2 separate regions of the Homo sapiens genome follow, and region 1 is linked to region 2. Evidence: chromatin loops called from intact Hi-C (ENCODE). Cell type or tissue: heart right ventricle. All regions are shown on one strand. Links, peaks and the distances in the headings refer to the core of each region. The heading gives the core; the rest is flanking DNA. Region 1 holds the start of LOC107984733 (a long non-coding RNA gene). Region 2 has its middle 480 kb from the start of SEMA6D.

Region 1 (11,305 bases), core at 1,787-9,786, 59 kb after region 2:
TAATTTGTTACAACAGCCAAAGGAAATGAAAATACAGTTCCCAAATCTGCAAGATGACTTTCAATACCTGGGGATGAAACAAAAAGATATTTCAAGCAATTGATCAATTTTCTCTTCTGTGGCCAATGAAGCCAATCATTTGTGGGGAGTGAAGGAGGAGGAGAGAGGAACATTTAGCTCTCAGCATATTATATAAAAGCCTTCCGATCTAGACTTTGCCATTATCTCCAAATAATAAATACATACAATAACTGGGATATACTTATATGATTTAAAGTAGACTTGAAAATTTAAATTTGTTGCTCACTACCCAACCATATTGCCTAAAGTACATGATAGTTTACAATTTTTTTAATTTACTAATATTTTATTTAGGATTTTAGCATCCTTGTATAATAGTGCCAGAACTACCCTACTGCTAGTAAGTAAGAAGGAGGCATTACTAATCAACAGACATAAAGTTTCAGTCAAGTGAGATGGGCAAGCACAAGAGATCTGCTGTACAGCATTGTACCTATAGGCAACAATAATGTATTATACACTTAAAAATTTAAGAGGGTAAGATCTCCTTTAAGTGTTCTTACCACAATAAAATAAAATATAAAAAATCAATATCTGGTTTAATTTTAAATATGTATGCTATAATTATCTAGTGAACATATTCATTATTCATTATAGTTAAAAGTGTTAATTTGTAAAATGAAAAAATACATAAATTCTTCTAGAATGTAATTCAGGCTCTCTTGACCTCTGAGATGCTCTAGTACGTTAAATTAAGAACCTTGATGAAGGTATTATATTTCTTTTTAACTGGGACCACCAGATAAAATATCCAGTTAATACAAATTACATCCAGTTAAATACAAATTACAGATAAACAGTTTCAGAATGAGTCCATGTGCCATGCAATATTCAGACAATAAATTGCCTCTATTTTGCAACCTGTTGTTAGCCATGCAATCGATGGGATTTCGGAACATAGCTATACTAAGGAGTTATTCATTATTTATCTGAAATTCAAGTTTAAGTAGGTACTTTGTATTTTTATTTGATATACTGACAACCCTATTTTTGATTTTTCAAATGCTCATGCATTTCCCATTTTATCCCTTCTCCCCAAGCCTTCAGTGGGACTAATGTATGTTCACTTAAAGCAGGGCTGAAACGAGATTTAACCCCTCACTACTGGCCTAGGGCTGGTGGTGCCTTGCTTACATAGCAGAAAAGAGGGTATGATGTGACTTCTCTAAGATGTATTCACAGAGTCTAAGTCTATTCTGCCCGTGAGGGATTTCCCATTAGGTTATACCAAATGTTCAGCATGCCACTATTTAACATACAAACAGTAGATCAGATTAGGATGGAAACGTATTTTTCCTTTTGAACTACTTTAACCCTATTCACAGTTTTTTGGATTTAGTACAATAGTTCTGGCCAGCATTAAGTAAATAGTTCTGCCCCTTTGTACCCTTTCCCCCATAACTGCTGGCAGCAAGATATATAGTAAGTGTACAAAAGGGCAAAGGCAGAGATGATAATAATTTATGTGGTCTGTATTGGAAATACGAGAGGGACAAAGTCAAGGAAATCACGAAGTTATTTGAGACTTAGTTTCCTCCTCTGTAGAAATAGACCATAAACCTTGTAAAATGTTCAGCATAGGGTACTCAATCACTATATGGCAACAATTTTGGGGGCCTTACCTGCTATGATTCCATGCAGTGCTTTGTCCCCCAGGCATGCCTACTATGAGGATTTACACATAAGTGCTCAAAACATCTTAGTTAAATGAATGAATGAATGAATGGATATGAGGTAATTTATAAGAAAGTGCTGTAAAATTGACAAAGTATAGTAGAATTTTAAGAGGTTAGTACTAATAGTAATAATTAATAAGTAATAATGGGCGACACCACTGAGTCTTTGATTCTGGCTCAGCTTTGGAGAGCTGCTCTGCAAGAAATGTTTGAGTCTTTGTCTTTTTTATCCAAAAATTCAATTGAGAGAGACACTGTCTACAGAACAACAACATCTATTGATCAGTGGAAAATGTTTCATTCATCCAGTTTTGCTCAGTAAAAATTCCCATTCATCCTTCAAATACTTTTTACTATATCGCTTTCATGATACCTATGTCAATTAAATTAGTCTTGGCCACATTTAATAGAGACCCCCACTCTTCTCAGCACAAGTGGCTCTTCTTTGTCTCCTGTATCAGCAGTGCAGAGTTCAGCTGGCCACAGCTAATGTGGTGTCACCACAGTCATTAATGCAAGGTGATACAAGCTTCAACACCCTGCACTGGTTTTAGCCCCTGATGGCTGTTAAGACTCCAGGAATCATGACTTTAGGAACTGGAAATAGAAAGTAACGGATAAAAAGTGAGCTTCTCCAGCTGAATCAGTCTCCTTTAAAGAGCTTGTCCTATTCAATGAATTTCACCTACTCTATGTGCAAGGAGAGGATAGGAATTGTCTTTTAGCAGGATACATTGCTGAATAAATACAACTGGGGTCTATTACTAAGGCGAACAATTAGAAAGGATATTAGCCAAATAGCCAGCGGTGTTTGCCATTGACCTCTTCACTTTTCCTTTCATCTTCATCTTGTAAGTCATGGTTTGTTATCCATTGGCAACTCCTTGAAGGTTCTGTAACCTGCATAATTTTCTCCTCTTTTCCTTTGCGTATGTTTAGCTATTTCACAAATCCACTACCTACTCTCTGTTGTCATTCCATCTTTCTCATGTTTGGCTTACTTAATAATCTTGTAGCTCTCTACATATTTTATTTTTATTCAATTCTAAACTGCTTATACTATCTACCGTTTTCTCTAAATCTATCCAAATCTTGCTCTTTGACCCTACAGTGATTGACTTTATACATTTTCCCACATTTAATCCAGAGGCTTTCAGGGTCTTTGATCCTTTGTGATCTAAGAAAGATTAGCTTGTGATATGTCTGCTATTTGCTTCAAAATAATCCAGTGTTGGAGACAGAGAAAAGTCAGTGGTGTACAAATGAAACAATATTAATCCTGTGTTGAAATTTTTGAAACTGAGTGATGGCTAGGTGGGGCTTCATTATATCATTAATTCTGATCTTGTGTGTTCTTTACATTTTAAATAATAAAAAGTAAAGAAAGACATGATTGGCTTGAATCTTTGTTTTGCAATCTGCTGAAGTATAAAGTCCTCCCTAAAATTTGTTCAAAAAACTCCAAGAGGATTACTTTGTCTTTGTCACTTCTACTTCGGGGATCTTTCACATTAATGCCACTCTTCCAGACATTTTTCCATACATGACTCTCAGCTATTCAGCAAATTACTTACATACACACACACATACACAATACTTTCACACAAAGTAATTTAAATAAAGTAGTCTTTATTAAGACCTATTGACCATATTTAGTGCTCACATCACATGTTACCTAGCAATATAGAAGACTTCTTCATTCTTTTAGCTATGTGTGGCCTTTTGATTTAATTCTCTCCATGAGATGTAAGCAGAAGTTTGGTACAGTCTTTTTCTCCCTCTGCACCTTCCCTTTATTACTGCTGATTAGAATACAGACCCGAATTCCAGAGCTTGACCAGCCATCACAGACCATGGAGCAATACCATTTGATGGTAGAGCATCAACATAGAAGGGACCTGGGTCCCAGAAAATCACAGGAAGACCTTAGCAGCCCCGGACTGTCAGTCTTTGATTTTCCTTATAAACACAAGGAAAATAAACATCTATATCATTTAAGCTACCGACATTATTATGTTGTTGTTTTTTTCTATTACATGCAGCCAGACTTAATCCGACTTGATATACTTACTAAGGATTTTTCTTTTTTCTAAACAAATGCAATTCTGAAACCAGGAGAAATTCTACTGCCAGATATTAATAATTTATTTTTGTCATTAACTCATTTCACCTCATTCCTGTATCCATTCTCAGATCCAGTCATAGACCTCTTTTCTCCTTGATTTGCTATCATCCAAATGAGTATAATAAAAATCTGTTGCGGAAGTGAAATCTGAGTGGCTTAAATATTTCATTAAAATGATATGTTGACTGTTGCAGTTATCAATTGTAGCTAAAAATCACTCCAAAACTTAGTAGCTGCAAACAACAATGATTTATTTTTTGTCACAATTCCATGGGTTTGCTAGGAGCAGCTCAGTAGGTCTTTTGTTCCCCATAGTGTAGCTGAGATCACTCTGGTAACTACATCCAGCTGGGAGATCTATTGTGGCTGGAATGTCCAAGATGTCCAAGATGGTCTCATTGTGTAGACCTCCCTCTATCTGGCCTCTCATTATCCTGTTGTCCAGCCTGAGCTTCTGTGCAACATAGTGGCTCGCTTCCAAAAGAAACAAGCTGTAACGTGCAAACACTTATTAAGTATCTCAATGCATTATTCTGGCTAACTTTCATTTAGCGAAAGAAAGTAGCATGGCTAAGCCCAGTGTTAATATAGGATATAAATTCACAAGACTGTGACTATCAATAAGTGTGGCTCACTTGGGCACATCATTGTCTTAATCGCTGACTTGCTAAGTCAAAAATACAGCACATGATTTGTGATGGCTGAATGTTTGTTTCTCCCTGCCACCCCAAAGTCACAATGTTGAAGCTCTAACTCCCAGAGTGACGGTATTTAGAGGTGGAGCCATTGGAAGATAATTAGGTTTAGATGAGGTTATCAGAGGGTAGTGCCCTCATGATGGGTTTAGTGCTATTATAAGAGGAAAAGACAAGAGAGTTCTTTTTTCTCTCTCTCTTTCCATTTGCATCCACTGAGAAAAGGCCATGTGAGCACACAGCAATATGGTGGCTGTCTGCAAGCCAGGAAGAGTGCCCTCTCCCAAAGCCTAATCTGCCAGTACCTTGATCTTGGACTTCCCAGCCTCCAGAACCATGAGAAATAAATATCTGTTGTTTAAGCCACCTGGTCTATGGTATTCTATTATAGCAGCCTGAGCAGATTAAGGCACTATCTGAACTGCATTTTTGCTCCATCTCCTCCTCATGTTCCCCAGCAGTCAATGCATAAAGAAGCAATTTTATTTAGCTGGGGAGTATTCTTTCAAATAAAGAATGTCATTTAAAGATGGAATCTCATTTTTTTCACATTTTTGTCATATACACTTTTCTATTTCAGGTTTCATTTTTGTTACTAGCTAGCATATTCCCATAGTTGAGTTAAAAGCAGATAGTGGTCTAAAAAGAGGAAAAATATTCATCAGTTTTATTACAGATAAAACAAATAGAGTTTCTCTGAGGTAAACCTGCCCACTTCCTGTTACTCACAGAAATAGAAAATGGCTGATATAGAATAATAATATTCGTTGTAATATTTATTGATGTAGACACTGGGGTGCATGCTTTACTAGGATTATCTAATTTAATCCTCATACAAATGAAAAGGTGTTTTTAATATCCTAATGTTACAGATAGGGAAATTGAGGCACAAGAAGTTTTAGCAATTTATCCAGAGTCATGGATTTAGTAAGTGGTATGTTGAATCAGTATTTGAATTAGTATTTGAAACTAGTTCTAACTAGCTAGTTAGAATCAGTATTTGAAACGAGTTAGTAAGCCTTCACAGTGGGAGAATGAGATTATGGCTGGGGCTGCATAGTTTGGAACCTGATTATTCTCTATTTTACATATTTAAGCTTTGCCTCTTCAATTATTTCCAATTAGAAAAAAATCAAAGCAACGTTTTCTGCAGCTTTCTTACATGTAACCATGAGTGTGATTTGAAATTTTTAAAACACTCTACATGTTCAGTCTGTAAGAACTGCCTTACCTTTGTTGTATCCTCCACAGCACAAGGAAGCATCCTTGTGGCATACAGTGGTTGCACATGTTGTGACTGGATGCTTTGTCCACTGAAGCTAGGCTGGAACAGGACTGTCACTGGAGGGTGGTGGGAAGGAGGCTGTGTCCACCTCATGTCAGTTAAATCTTCAGGTATGACTCTGCCTCCCTGAGAGTTGAAATCCATTCTTCTTGCAATGAATGCAGGAGATGTATAAAGATACTCTGGTTGCTAGTTGAGTTTTTGTGGAATCATCACCTCATTTCAGCACCACTAGAGAAGCCTGAAGGGTACACATGAGGCACCTTTAGCATTTATAATAACATCTATTTCAGTTTATATCACCATGCTAAGGATGCAATAGACTCAAATCAATTGTTTTATGTAGTTAATGGAGTCCAAAATGCATTGTAATGTAATTTATTTTGCAGAAATATCACAAAATAGTTCACAGGTAATTATGTTTGATGTGGAAAAACACAAACTCTGAATGTGAAAATGTGTTCTGTAGGTTGCATTTAGAAAAGTGGTGGGCAGGGCTCAGATGGTTTGTAAAGACTAGGGAAATCAAAATTTTATAAATAGGGATCTATTGTTTTATTAAATGAGCCCTGGGGAACATTTTTAAAGGGTTCAAAAGTGAGAGGGGATTCCTGTAGGTAATTAGATTCCTGCTGTCTTTGGCCTAAAACCTAACTAAATATACTTAATTAAATCACATATATGGGCCGGGCGCGGTGGCTCACACCTGTAATCCCAGCACTTTGGGAGGCCGAGGCGGGCGGATCACGAGGTCAGGAGATCGAGACCATGCCGGCTAAAACGGTGAAACCCCGTCTCTACTAAAAATACAAAAAATTAGCCGGGCGTAGTGGCGGGCGCCTGTAGTCCCAGCTACTTGGGAGGCTGAGGCAGGAGAATGGCGTGAACCCGGGAGGCGGAGCTTACAGTGAGCCGAGATCCCGCCACTGCACTCCAGCCTGGGCGACAGAGCGAGACTCCGTCTCAAAAAAAAAAAAAAAAAAAAAAAAAAAATCACATATATGAATTACATTAACATTTAATATTTATTTAACTGTTGTATAAAATTTTGGTTGCCTGTGCAAAGCGACATGCACTAAATTATAGCCCTTCCCCTTCTCTGTCGTGTCCTGTTGGTATTCTTTCTTGTGCTCCCTGCCCAAGCCACAGTGGCATCCTTGCTGTCCCTCAAATACATGAGGCCCACTCGTAATTTAAGAGTTTTTTTCTGGCCGGGCGTGGTGGCTCACGCCTGTAATCCCAGCAATTTGGGAGGCTGAGGCCAGTGGATCACAAGGTCAGGAGATTGAGACCATCCTGGCCAACATGGTGAAACCCCATCTCTACTAAAATACAAAAAAATTAGCTGGGCATGGTGGCGCACACCTGTAGTCCCAGCTACTTGGGAGGCTGAGGCAGGGGAATCGTTTGAACCCAGGAGGCGGAGGTTGCAGTGAGCCAAGATTGCGCCACTGCACTCCAGCCTGGTGACAGAGCAAGACTCCGTCTAAAAAAAGAGTTTTTTCCTTGCTGATCCCAGTTCCTGGAACATCCTTCCCCAGCTATATGCATGGCTAACTCTCTTACCTCTCTCAAATATTTGCTCTAATGTCACCTTCTCTATAAGGCACTATTTAAAATTGCACCCCATCATCATTCTCAGGGTTCCCTATATTTCGCATCTGCTTTTCCATTTGTATAACAAAATCACCTTCTAATATGCAACATAAATTACTGTCACCTTAATTGTTATCTCCATCTCTGCCCTCTTCAACTAGAAACTTATAAGGGCCTGAAATCTTTTTTTCTGTTTTGTTAACTGATGTATCTCAAAAGCCTATTACATTGCCTAGTACTTAGAAGACACTCAATACATATTTGTTGAATAAATTAATACAGCTGTCAATTGTGCAACATCTTAAATAATTCTTCAATGACTACATTGATGTTCAGCTTTTGCATTGTTATGTAGTTACAAGAGAGCGTCATGTCTAATGAGAAGTGAATAGTGAGTTGTATTAAAAAAAATAGAGGAAGAGTCTGCACCGAAAGAAAATATTATTCTGAGCTAATATACGTAGGAAACGTATGCTTAATGCCACAGGTCTAGTTTGAGATCTCCGAATAGTCCTAAAACTTGTCAGAGTTGGGCAAGGAATTGGGCTAGGAATGAGCAGTATGACAGAATAAATTTTTATTTTCTTCCCTTTAAATTTAACTCCTATTTCAAAATCCCAACTTATTATTATTCAGAGGAATTTTTTAAAATATGGATCTACTAAGAATTGTAGGTTTTAAAGTTTTAGTTGGCAATAATTTTCCTCATTCTGAGACACAATTTTTTTCCAACAGACCTCTCATATTAAAAAACTTCAGGTGATTACTGCAAACCAAAATGCTGCCATGAGAATGAGAATGATTTCTGGAGCTATTTCCAGCTTTAAAATAAATAGCTATTGAGATTGATTGACAATGTCTGCAGTGCGCACAGGAGGTGGGAATATGACACTGATGCTTGTATTTACCACCCTGGGGCTAAATAAGCTCTAAGGTCCCTTTAAGTTGTCTCATTCTTTGTAAAATACAAAGTATTAAAGTATTAGCAGAAATTCTAGGTCAGGGAAATTTGAAGTGAATATATTAAGAATCTTAACTGGTTGGAAGTTAAGCATTGTAAATTAAGCATCACTGAAGACAAAATTTATATCAGAACTTCCATGTTAATATATGGGCTTACTTGCTGTGGCTATATCTCCTCCTGCCTCATTAAAATACATCCGAAAAGTGATCAAAAGTCAGGAGGGATGTGGGTGCATGCATGTGTGCATTCCTTATCTACTTGTTTATTATCTGTTTCTCCAACTTGGCTGTATGTTCCATGATGACAGGAACAATGTCTGATTTTTTTCATGGCTGCCTAACATGTAATAAGAAATCATAAAATATATTTTGAATGTGTGAGTTGAAATAAAGCTGGTGCCTTTGCAGCATGATCCTAAAGAGAATATATAACGTTTTGTTGGGAAATTATTGCAAGAAAATTATAATTTTGATTATTTGTTCCTTCTAAGAATACTAATAAAGTGACAGTGATAACAAATATTTTATTTACAGACCAAATACCTATTTTCATAATAATTTGTTACATTTTCCAGTTTTTTTTTTTACTGAAATGTGTCATCCATACATTGTACTTTGCCCTATCTGAACTATGTACAGCAGAATTTTTGTTTCAGATTAAATAACTTCATTTTAATTAAATGCACATTTCTAAGCAATTACCTTAAAAAATAAGATATATGTTTAAATATTTGACAAATTTAAGGACAACTTACAGTAAAACAAAAAATAAAATTTCTAGTTGACAAGGATAGAATAAAAACAAAGCAAATAAAACAAAGCCTACAAGGCAAAATACAGAAATCCAAAGTAGCTGGGAAACAAAAAAATAAAATGTTAACAAAAATATAGAATTAAGGTTAAATATATTGACTGTGACATTTATGTGTGAGTTAAAATTCCTATTAGCAAAAAAGAAAGAAAGAAAGATGTGTAAACAGAGGTCACAATAATATCAAAAAGGAACTCAAGGGGGGAAAACATTAAATGGCTGAGTGGGCAATTCTGTTGATAAAATCTATAATGGAAAGATAACAGTAATACATTTTCACACACACAAAACATAGCAACACAATGTTAGAAATAATTTGACACAAAAACAACAAGGAAGGGGAAAGGGTGAATAGGTAGAATAAAGAGGGTTCTTAGGGCAGTTAAAATATTCTGTATAATACTATAATGATGGATACGTTTGTCTACACCTATAGAATGTACAATGTCAAGAGTGAAACCTAAGATAAACTATGGATTTTAGAGGATTACGATGTGTCAGTGTTCATCAACTATATGAATATACCCTCTGGGGAGGGATGTTAATAATGGGAAAGGCATGCATTTGTGGGGGAACGGGACATAGAGGATATCACTGGACTTTCCTCTCAATTCTGCTGTGAACTTAAAACTGTCCTTTTTAAAAGAAGTCAGAGATATTTAAAGAAGGCAACCCAAGCAGGAAAAAGGAGTGAATTGTGTGCAAACTGAAAAAAAAAAATAGAGTGAATAGATAGAGATTTGTAAGAATTTTTTTCATGGACACCTCTGGGAAACATAATTATTTTAAAAAATCAATTTATAAAAATAAAGTAAATATAAAAACCTGTATGGAAGATATATTTTTTTTATTATACTTTTAAGTTTTAGGGTACATGTGTACATTGTGCAGGTTAGTTACATATGTATACATGTGCCATGCTGGTGTGCTGCACCCATTAAATCGTCATTTAGCATTAGGTATATCTCCCGATGCTATCCCTCCCCCCTCCCACCACCGCACAACAGTCCCCAGAGTGTGATATCCCCCTTCCTATGTCCATGTGATCTCATTGTTCAGTTCCCACCTATGAGTGAGAATATTCGGTGTTTGGTTTTTTGTTCTTGCGATAGTTTACTGAGAATGATGATTTCCAGTTTCATCCATGTCCCTACAAAGGACATGAACTCATCATTTTTTATGGCTGCAGAGTATTCCATGGTGTATATGTGCCACATTTTCTTAATCCAGTCTATCATTGTTGGACATTTGGGTTGGTTCCAAGTCTTTGCTATTGTGAATAATGCCACAATAAACATACGGGTGAATGTGTCTTTATAGCAGCATGATTTATAGTCCTTTGGGTATATACCCAGTAATGGGATGGCTGGGTCAAATGGTATTTCCAGTTCTAGATCCCTGAGGAATCGCCACACTGACTTCCACAATGGTTGAACTAGTTTACAGTCCCACCAACAGTGTAAAAGTGTTCCTATTTCTCCACATCCTCTCCAGCACCTGTTGTTTCCTGACATTTTAATGATTGCCATTCTAACTGGTGTGAGATGGTATCTCATTGTGGTTTTGATTTGCATTTCTCTGATGGCCAGTGATGATGAGCATTTTTTCATGTGTTTTTTGGCTGCATAAATGTCTTCTTTTGAGAAGTGTCTGTTCATGTCCTTCGCCCACTTTTTGATGGGGTTGTTTGTTTTTTTCTTGTAAATTTGTTTGAGTTCATTGTAGGTTGTGGATATTAGCCCTTTGTCAGATGAGTAGGTTGCGAAAATTTTCTCCCATTTTGTAGGTTGCCTGTTCACTCTGATGGTAGTTTCTTTTGCTGTGCAGAAGCTCTTTAGTTTAATTAGATCCCATTTGTCAATTTTGTCTTTTGTTGCCATTGCTTTTGGTGTTTTAGACATGAAGTCCTTGCCCATGCCTATGTCCTGAATGGTAATGCCTAGGTTTTCTTCTAGGGTTTTTATGGTTTTAGGTCTAACATTTAAGTCTTTAATCCATCTTGAATTGATTTTTGTATAAGGTGTAAGGAAGGGATCCAGTTTCAGCTTTCTACATATGGCTAGCCAGTTTTCC
Region 2 (11,305 bases), core at 1,485-9,484:
CATGATTCAAATATTTGCCCTTTTCTGCATAGTCAAGGCAATCTAATTTTAACTAATTGTAAGAAAATAAATGTTAATATTCAACAGCATTAGAGTACTGTTTTGTTGCACTAAAATTCCTCTAATGACATAAGATATCAAGATGCAAAAATTCCATGGAGATCCCAATGCACGATGTACAAAATCATAGAGACTAAATGCTGAAGTTGGAAATGATCTTAAAAAGGAAATCTAGTGAAAAGGCTTGACTTCATAGATGAAGAAAGGAGGAGATTAAAATTTCCTAAGCAACCAGAGGTATTGTATTAAGTGCTTTACTGCACCAGTGTATTCAATCTTCATCATAGCTCCATTATAGTTCCTTCATTTTACCTAAAAATAATCTGAAAGCCAGGGAAGTAAAATAATTTACCCTTTCTCAGTGATATGATTATGATCAAACTCCAGATTCTGTATCAGAGGTCCTCATTCAGAGATCAAGCCAAAAACCTATAAGTCTACTTGAGCCTAAATTCTATATTCAGTAGTAAAATGCCAACAAGCTGACCAACAAATTTTTCTTTCTGAGAGAAACAATTCATGGTAGAAAGCTGGTACACGGACAACTGGGGAATGGTAAGACCACTTGTGTGCCTCTCTTTTAGGATGACCAATTACCATATGTATAGAACAGGCTTTTATCAACTACTGAGATCCAAATAGATAATAATCATGTTATACAAATAAAAGCTCAAATTTATTGAATATTTATGATATATCAAGGATTTCTAAAATGTCATTTTATACCTTCACATAACTTTTAAAGATAAATATTACCACCCCATTTACAGATGATGTAACTGAAGCTTAGTTGGGTAGATAACAACAACAATACAAATTACTTGTATAGAATTTACAATGAGACAGGAACTAAGTCCTTGATCACATACTACTCGTGTGTTACACATACAACTTCTGTAATCATCACAGCAACCCTGTAAGGCAAGTATTAGTATTATACCCATCTACCATACGTGAAACTGATATACAGAGAGCTCTACAATCACACAATGCAATGGTAACAGAGCCAGCCAGGCTCTTACACACTGCTCTACACTCAGTATGATGGAGACAGCCAGTGGACACAGAAGGATTTGAACCTAAGACGTGAACTCCGAAGCCCATATTCTTTCCAGATCTTCATGTTTCTCAATCCTGTCTGCTCTTTAGAATAATATGGGAAGCATTTGGGAAGTAGGATTTCTATTAAAGCAGTTGTCCCCAACATTTTTGGCACCAGGGACTGGTTTCGTAGAAGACAATTTTTCCACAGACCATGAAAAAATTGTGGGATTGGGGGATGGTTTTGGAATTATTCAAGTGCATTACATTTACTGTGCACTTTATTTCTGTTTTTATAACATTGTAATATATAATGAAATAATTATAAACTTACCATAATGTAGAATAAGTGGGAGCTCTGAGCTTGTTTTCCTGCAACTACACGGTCCCATCTGGGGGTGACAGGAGACAGTGACAGATCATCAGGCATTAGATTGTCATAAGGAGCCCAGAACCTTGATTCCTTGCATGCGCAGTTCACAATAGGGTTCATGCTCCTATGAGACTCCAATGCCACATCTGATCTGACAGGAGGCAGAGCTCAGGCAGTAATGTGAGCAATGGGGAGTGGCTATAAATACAGATGAACCTTCACTAGCTCCTTGACCTCTGCTCACCTCCTGCTATGTGGCCAGGTACCTGGTCTGTGGCCCAGTAACAGCCCATGGCCTGTGGCTTGCAGATCGCTGTACTGAAGAATGTGATCATTTTCTCAAGTATGCAAACTGAAGGAGGTTTCAGTTGAGTGGCATATTTATTCCTAAGTGTCAATGAATCCTAAAAGAGGAGAGGAGCACCTTCCCTGTTGCTTGAAATGGAAGTTCTCATCTTGATTCTTCAGATGACTTGTCGGCCACTCTGAGGCAGGCTCTAGACCCATTTCCACTGGTCCCAGCCTAAGCATAGCTGCCAGCAAACTCAGGCCAGAAAATCTACATGGGTTCTGCAAAAATGCCTTTGTGACCTAGATTTTTTTTTTGTCTAAACGTCCTTTAACTTTTCACTTTGACAATCACGTATTGAATTTCAACTATGGGCAAAATACTGTGCTAGGCACTCTTGGGAACACAGATTCCTTGGCCCCAAGGAAAGCACAATCTATTGGAGAAAATACAAATATTGGCAGCTAAATATAATTCGTATTATAGTACCAAGGAGCCCTTTTGGCTTTGTATCTAAGTTTAAGTTTCTGCTATATGTGAGAAAATTAGAATGGGTTCAGGTATACTCTGGGGGGTGAGGGGTCAAATCAAAGGACATAAAGGTGAAATATGGGGCCTTACAATGTGTTTCACTTTCATAAATGAGTTTAGGCAACTCTGTGTGCTTTTAGTGTGCCCTGGATAATTAGGTAGATCATTATTGTTGTTGTTGCTATTTTATTCTCCAATGACGAGTTTACAGCGTATTCTCTTCAGTGGTTTGTGTCCCTGAAAGCAAAATAAACTCAACATTTTCTTCCTGCAACCTCTCATGAATATTAATGATGTCTTTATTTACTGTTTGGCAAAATATGACAAAAATAAAAATGCACTACAGCAAAAAAGAACATGTATATACCAAAAATATCTAGCTACTGTCAGAATACTTGTGTCATCATCATTATCAATAAATGCGCACTTGACAAGGATGCTCCATACACTGTACCATCCCACAATTCCCTGTAACCGCTGACCTTTCTTAAAGAGTGCTGCTAGTTCTTTGGTTGCTACTTGTTGAACTCCCATTAATTTTAAAGTTGTACAGTTTTGTTGTGCTTAAGTCAGAAACATGGAGTTCAGTGACAATGGGCCAAAGAGATTTGTAAGAGCAGTCTTCCAGAAACAGACCTCCAGGGCCTCAGAATCTTCCCTCAAAGATTTTTGTGCTCAGAGGCTCAAATATATAAAACAAACAATTAAAACGGTCATAGTTAAAAGGGGGTGTAGAGTCCTACCTATACAGACCTACTCTCAAACCCTAGAGCAGCCCAAAGCAACTTCACAGAGCCCTTTGAATTCTACACATCACACTTGCAAAGCCACTGATCCAATCCATTTAATAGAGGAGGACCCAGACTACCAAGCCAATTCAAGCAGCTAAGGCCACCGAGTTAGAGGCAGCGTTGAAAATAACACTCATATCCCTTCGGTCATAGTGCATTGCTCATTGTACACTACTTCTTGCCTCTCTACATAGTGCAATTTGAGAGAACAATAAGTGAAAAAAATTACTAGAAACGTTTATCATGACAGTCTCATTTCCAACGTGGCAAAATAGAACTCCTCTAGGGTTTGCCAGACAATCCTAAAATCACAGTGTGATCATTTAAGTGGAATAACTATTGCATATTGAACCAATAAAGTAAAATGGTGAGCCTCAAGATGTCTTACCCATGTTCTTAGACCTGTAATAGAACTTATTAAATTCCTTGTATGGAATTCCATTAGCTCTGGCAGTCCAAAATAAGTATGACCACAGTGAGAACTTGACCAGGATTTTGTATAGCACAGCTAGACTTATTTCTAGTTCAACCTTATTCCTATTGGTGTGCTAATTCTACCCAATGCCATTGAATAACTCTAATAAAACTTGTTCAAGAACACAAAAATTCTAAAAGTCGGTGATAATCTTGTTGTGTATGTGTCCATTTGATTCAATAGAACACAAGCATTATCCAGCAGGAGGATGTAATGTCATTGTCTCTTGCTTGCAACCTAGGCCTAAACAAATCCCTTCAGAAATTATACAAAAATTAAGCTTCAGAGAGCCTTAGAGGCTATACATAGAATTAGTGATTTGAACTATATCTTGAATCCCAGTCCCGTGCTATTTGCCCAAGTTGCTTCATAATCTATGTCCTTCCCCTTCCTAAAGGAAATGTTAGCTGATATCCAAGATAGGCAAATAATTCCTCAGCTTTTTCTTATTCCCTTTTATAGAAAGTGATTGACCTTAGCCTAACTACATCTATAGTGGATGCACTCAATCAATTATTCTTTCTGATAACCTCTAGCAACAGCAGGATTCATCTGAAGACAGGCAGAATTATTTACTCATAATTTTGTTCATCCTTTATGTTAGAAGGTTAATAAAAACCCCTCTTCCACAGTATGGTAGGGAGAAAAATAAACTGATAATATACATTCCCATTGTTACCATTTTAAAACTGCTGTATAAATTTAGCATTTGTTTTTTAATTGCATTATTACTGATATTGGTTACATAAAATGCTATGAGTCATAATATTAAATACTTAGAATTCTATTATATTGACTCTGGAAAAATATGGCAACATGGGGGTGGAGAGAACCCCACATGAATCCTCTTTCTTCTGGCCAGACTAAACATGCCCAGTGGGTGTGATCCATTTATCAAGCTATCCAGGAAAGGGGAGATCTTGTTCTTCGATAATCAATTCCCAGATGTTACAGAAAATGGCAGATTAAAAGACTCTAAGAACATGATTCTCCCTGAAAATAATTTAAAAATCTGGCCAAAACTATTGGAATCAACCTTTTCAGAACTCTGGAATCTAACCAAAGATTGATGCAATCCAGATAACATTTTTAACACAAGCATGCAAACTAAAAACTGGCTAACTCTCTGTAAGAAGCATGAATTTGTGTTTTGATTTACCCTAGTCCTATCCCTTGCTACCCAGCTCAACAGCAGTCTTGAAAATAACAGTCATCATTCCAAGTACCAATATCTGAGGGAGCAGAATGTAACAAAGTAACAAAGAATTCTTATGTAGTAATGATTCCCTGGAAGATCCACTCAAAAGGCCAGTATTTATCCAACCTGACTGGGAAATTACCTAGTGCTAAAGCTGTTACCCCATGGAACACTGTCAAAAGCAATTTACAAGCATAAATCCTAAGCAAAAAGAACAAATCTGGAGGTATCACATTACCTGACTTCAAATTATACTACAAAGTTATAGTAACCAAAACAGCATGGTACTGACATAAAGGTGGATACATAGATCAATGGAACAGAATAGAGAGCTCAGAAATAAAAACAAATACTTACAACCAACTGATCTTCAACAAAGCATAGGAAAACATAAATCGAAGAAAGAATACCCAATTCAATAAACAATGCTGGGAAAATTGAATAGCCACATGTAGAAGAATGAAACTGATCTCTAACTACCTATAAAAATCAACTGAAAATGGATCAAAGACTTTAAGACCCAAAAGCATAAACATTTTAGAATAAAACCTAGGGAAAACACTTCTGGACACTGGCCTAGGCAAAGAGTTTATTACTAAGACCCCAAAAGCAAATGCAACATAATAAAAAAATTGATGGGACCTAATTAAACTAAAAAGCTACATAATAAAAAAAATCATCAGAGTAAACAGACAACTCACAAAATGGAAGAAAATATTTGCAAATTATGTATCTGACAAAGGACTGTTATCCAGAATCCACAAGAAACTCAAACAAGTCAGCAAGAAAAAAACAAATAATCCCATAAAAAGTGGGAAAATTACATGAATAGACATTTCTCAAAAGATATATAAATGGCTAACAAACATGAGAAAAATGTATAACATCACTAATCAGGGAAATGCAATTTAAACCACAATGAGATACCATCTTATCCCAATCAGAATGGCCATTATTAAAAAGTCAAAAAACAGTAGATGTTGGGTGGATGTGGTGAAAAGGGAACACTTATACACTGCTGGTGGGAATGTAAATTAATCTGATCTCTATGGGAAACAGTTTGGAGTTTTCTCAAAGAACTAAAAGTAGATCTGTCATTCAATTCAGCAATCCCACTACTGGGTATCTACCCAAAGGAAAATAAATCATTATATCAAAAATGCACCTGCACATGAATGTTTATGGCAGCACAATTCACAATTGCAAAGATATGGAGCCAACCTAAGTGCCCATCAACTGATGAGTGGATAAAGAAAATGTGATAATATATACACCATGGAATACTAATCAGCCACAAAAAGAAGGAACTAATGTCTTTTGCAACAACTTGGATGGAGCTGGAGGCCATTATTCCAAGTGAAGTAATTCAGGAATGAACAATCAAATGCCATATGTTCTCACTTACAAGTGGGAGCTAAGCTATGGGTATGCAAAGTCATACAGAGTGGTATAACAAGACATTGGAGACTCAGGAAGGGGAAGGGTGAAAGAGGACTGAGGAATAAAAAGATTACACATTGAGTACAATGTACCCTGCTCAAGCAGCAAGTATACTAAAATCTCAAGCTTCAACACTATACAGTTCATCCATGTAACCAAAAACCATTTGTATCCCAAAAGCTACTGAAATAATACATATTAAAATAATATATATTTTTATATATGTATGTATAACATTTACAAGCATAAATGCATTAGTCTCTGCCTTAGACTTTACATCCTGGTTTCACAGAGCCTAGAGGTCTGCCAGAGGTGATTGCTTTGGGTCTTCTTAGGTCTTTCCTGAGCTTGTGAACAGCCCTGGGACTGCATTTGACTGCTGAGATCCCAGAAATATGTCAGACATTTTCAAAACCCTTATTCCCAAAACATCTCATTCCCAGCCCTTCCTCCCAAGAGTTTTGGTTGGTATATTGTTTGTCCCAACTGTTATCCATTTTCTCAGGCAGCAGACATTAGAATAGGCCTGGAAACTTTCCCTGCAAGATCAGGGACACAGCAAGAATGTCCTCTCTCACCATGTGTATTCAACATTGTATTGGAGTTCCTAGCTAATGCAATAAGACAAGAAAAGGAAATAAAAGACATGCAGTTTGAAAAAGAAGAGGTAAAACTACCTGTCTGTGAATGATTTGATCTTATATATATAGACAATCCCCAAAATGCCACAAAGTTGTTAGAGCTAATAAATAAATAAATTCAATAAAGTTGTAGGATACAAAATCGACATACAAAATCAGCTACTTTTCTACAAGCTAACAACAAACTATGTGAAAAGAAAATTAAGAAAACGATCCCATTTACAATAGTATCAAAAAGAATAAAATACCCAGGAACAAACTTAAGTAATGAAGTAAAAGATTTAAATACTGAAAATTACAAAAAAAGTTGTAGAAATAAATTAATGGAAAGACATCCCATATTCATACATTGGAAGACTCAATATCATTAAGATGGCCTCACTCTCCAAATTGACAGATACAATGCAATCGTTACTGAAATGCTAATTGCTGTTTTGCGTAAATTGGCAAGCTAATTCTAAAATTCATATGAAAATTCAAAAATCCCAAATAGCCAAAATGATCTTGAAAAGAAAGAATAAGTTTAAAGGACTTACATTTCTTGATTTCAAAACTTATTGCGAAAGTACAGTGATCAAAATACTGTGATATAGGCATAAAAGCAGACATAGAGATCAGTGGAATAGAGCCCAGAAGTAAACTCATGCCTATGATCAACTGATTCTCAATGAAATATGTCAAGACCACTTAATTGAGAAAGAATAGTCTTTTCAACAAATGGTGCTGGAACAACTGGATATTCACATGCAAAACTTTGAATTTGGACCCCAGACTCAAGCATATATAAAAATTAACTCAAAATTGATTAATTACCTAAATGCAAAAGCTGAGAGCATAATAAAATTCTTAGAAGGAAATTCAGGTATAAATATTTATGACATTAGATCAAGCAATGGTTTCTTAAATATGACACCAAACATACAATCAGCAAACAAAAACATTACCAAGTTTAACTTCATAGTAATTAATTTGTGTGTATGTGTGTGTGTGTATCCAAGAACACTATGAAAGTAAATAGACAACCCACATAAGGGAAGAAAATATCTGCACTTCATATATCTGATGATGGTCTAGGACCCAAAATATATAAATAGCCCTTACAGCTCAACAATAATCACACTAAAAACCTTATTTAAAAACGTGCAAAGAGTTTGAACAGTCATTTTTTCAAACAAAGTATATGAATGGAAAATAAGCACATGAAAAGATGTTCAATCTTCAAGCCAGCAATAGTGTGAAAAAAATAAATTTTAAAAAATGCTCAACATTACTATTCATTAGAGAAATGCCAATTAAAGCCATAATGAAATACCATTTTATACCCACTAGCTTGGCTGTAATAAAATACACACACACACACACACACACACACACACCCTCCCCCCATAGAATAACAAGAGCTAGAAAGGATATGGAGAAATTCCAGGCCTCACACCTTGCTGATGGGAATGTTAACTGCTACGGCTACAGTAGAAAACACTTTTGACAGTTCCTCAAAACTTTCAACATGGAGTTACCATATGACCCAGCAATTCCACTCCCAGGTATATAAAAACCAAGATAACCATTCACACAAAAAAATTCACCACAAATGTTTATTACAGCACTATTCATTGTTGCCAAAAGGTGGAAACAACCTAAATGTTTATTGACTGATGAATGAACAATATGTAGTATATCCTTACAGTGGAATATGATGCAGTCATACGAGAGACTGAAGTATTGATCATACTGCAACATGGAAAAACCTTCAAAACACTATGTTAATTGAAAGTAGCCAGACACAAAAGGCCACATATTCTATGATTCAATTTAAATAAAATCTCCAAAAAAGGAAACTCTGGAGAGACACTAAGTAGATCAGTGGTTTACAGGGGCTGAAAGTAGAATGAAATTGGGATTGATTACTCACAGGTATGGGAGTTATTTGGGGGTGATGGAAATGTTCTGGAATTAGACAGTGGTGATGTTTGCACAATATTTTGAATGTACTAAAAGCCACTGAATTATTCATACTTTAAAATTCTTAAAATGATAAATTTTATGTTATGTGAATTTTATGTTAAAAAAAGAATCAATTTTCAAAGGGAGTTTATAATTTCTGTTTAGCCTATGGATTACCCTCAGACAGATTTTTTAGAAACAATGAAAGCAGGGTAAGAATTAGAAAATATTTCTTCTCCTAATTGCCATCTCCTGAAGGGATAAACTGCTGGGGCACAGTTTTATGTAATAAGAAATAGAAGAATTGTCCTATGCAAGAAACAAAAGTAATTATGAATTAGATATACAGAATCTTAGTAAATGGCCAATTCTGGAAAGTATAAGCAACAAATTTCATTTCCTCAAATATGTGTGTGTATTTAAAAGCATCCCTGCCTGGAAAGAGTGGGAGTAATGGCGATGAAAAGTGGATTTTAGTGAAGGTAATGCATACATCAAATGGGGCGTGCTCTTTGGATAACGACCTGCAAGAATAGCAAGTAATAGCAGAGATCTGAAAGATTAAGAAAGAGGAATGGATGGAGACAACTGTCTAGAAGCTAAAGAATCAAGAAGGTGGATATGAAAAGCTGGTCATGAAAAGCTGGTTTTGGTGTGCTGAAAATAAAATTTTAGGATCAGTCAAGACAATGCTAGTCCAGGCTCATTTATGTGAGTGACAGACAGGATGAGAGAACTGCCTGTTGAAGGATTTCAACCGCTAAGCTCGACATTCAAGCCAAATAAAAGAGAGAGAAAAAGAGAAGGGAGAAAAGAGGAAAGCAGAGGAGGAAGGGAACAAGGAAGGCAAAGAGGAGGAGGAAGAGGGGAGGAGGAGACGAATGGCCAGGCCTTTTCTTTTCAACATACTACTTGGTAAAAGTGAAGAAACAAGGCCTTAGATTGTGAGGACAAAGACAAAGGGGAGGAAAGGGGGTAAAAAGTAAAACAGAGGAAAGGCCTGTTAAAGTCTCACTAGTGACTAAGATTTATTTGTATCAAGTTCATTTCAGCAGTGTGATCATTACCTACACATCCGTTATCTGTATTTTATATATAAAAACACAGGGAACCATTGGTTCTCCCAGTGGTTCTTTAAGAGTGCATCAGAACCACCTGCAGTGCTTGTTAAAACCTAGATTGTTGGCCTCACCCCTAGTGTTTCTCAGGCAGTTTCTCATCCCTTTCTCAGGAATGGGGCCTAAGAATGTGCATTTATTACAAGTTCTCAGGTGTGGCCGACAGTTGCTGGCCAAGGGACTGATGACACTTTGAGAACCACTGACTTAGAAAGCAGAGTATAAAGGAAGAAATCCTGGTGACCTGTGACTCCAATGTCTATAGAAGGATGGATGAGATAGAGAAGGCAGAGTAAGAGCCAGCTACTTATAGGGCACCTACCACTTGTGTTAGGTACTGGAGATGGGAGACAGAAGGAAACACAGGCAAATCGTTACTCTCACACAACTGACACTATAGTGATGTTTATGCATTTATATGTCAGTTATTGGTGGTGCTTTCTTGTTTGAATTCTACATGCTAATTATTCTTATATGTAACCATGGAAATCTAGCATTCATGAAAAGTATTTGTATATTCAAGATATACAACTTTACATAGATTATATTCTGTATAAGAAAAATAAAACTTATGTTACAATAAATTTTATTAAATGAGAGTGTGAGGATTACACAGGCAAAAACTGGAGCAGATTAATCAAAAAATCCTGGCAGACCTATGCTTTATAGGTTAAGATAAAAGTTTTGCAGATTGCTTAATCCTCAAATATTCTTTGCCACAAAGAAGAATTTTTCTAAGAGAGGCCTGAAGTAAAAACACTTCCAAGAGAGTTGCCAAAATTAGCAAATAAAAATAAAACTTCAGTTAAATTTGAATTTCAGATAATAAACAATGAATTTTAATACAATAAAGTTTCATGCACTATTTGGAACAGGTTTATACTAAAAAGCTTTTCATTCTTTATCTGAAATTCAAATTTAACTAAGTGTTCTATATTTTATCTGGCAACGCTAACCAAAGCAGACTTTGACCAAACATTCATTCAATGAAAATATAATATGTTATCAGTCTTCTAGAGAAGATACAAGCATAGAACATATTCAGTCCCACACATAATAAAGAATAAAGGATGGTCAGACTTCAAAGGTTTTAAGAATGCAGTGGAGAAGGAGACCAATATGACTGTAATTGTCAAGGAACGGGAGCTTCATCATCCAGCAAATATGACTTCAGCTAGTCCTGCAGACATCTTAGAATTTGATTAGCCAAATGCTAGTACCAAAGGTATGCAGAAGTGAACAGTATGCATATAAAGTATAGAGTCTGGACAAATGACAGCAGACAAATGGGAAATAAAGGAGATCAGCTGTGACAGACTGAGCCAATATCTGCACACCAGCACACCCTCACAACCTGTATAGCACAAGGCATCTTGGGGCACAATTACTGACCTTTGTCAAATT

What was found. Peaks named below come from ENCODE experiments on the same cell type or tissue, not always from the same donor. Only the 100,000 strongest peaks of a DNase experiment are listed, where the experiment ranks them.
Region 1: it touches region 2 in a loop (5-fold over the local background); 2 of 110 quality-filtered maps call a loop at or near these places.

Annotation. Positions count from the first base shown.
Region 1 is chr15:47,170,329-47,181,633 of GRCh38, reverse strand. LOC107984733 (a long non-coding RNA gene) reads right to left here and starts at 6,103. Exons shown (of 2, transcript XR_001751737.2): 1 at 5,809-6,103; 2 at 4,117-4,373. In heart right ventricle, for the core only: no CTCF peak of the experiment used is centred there; no DNase peak of the experiment used is centred there.
Region 2 is chr15:47,229,437-47,240,741 of GRCh38, reverse strand. It overlaps a transcript of SEMA6D not described here. Among named protein-coding and RNA genes, the nearest start is that of SEMA6D, 480 kb to the left of the region's middle. In heart right ventricle, for the core only: no CTCF peak of the experiment used is centred there; no DNase peak of the experiment used is centred there.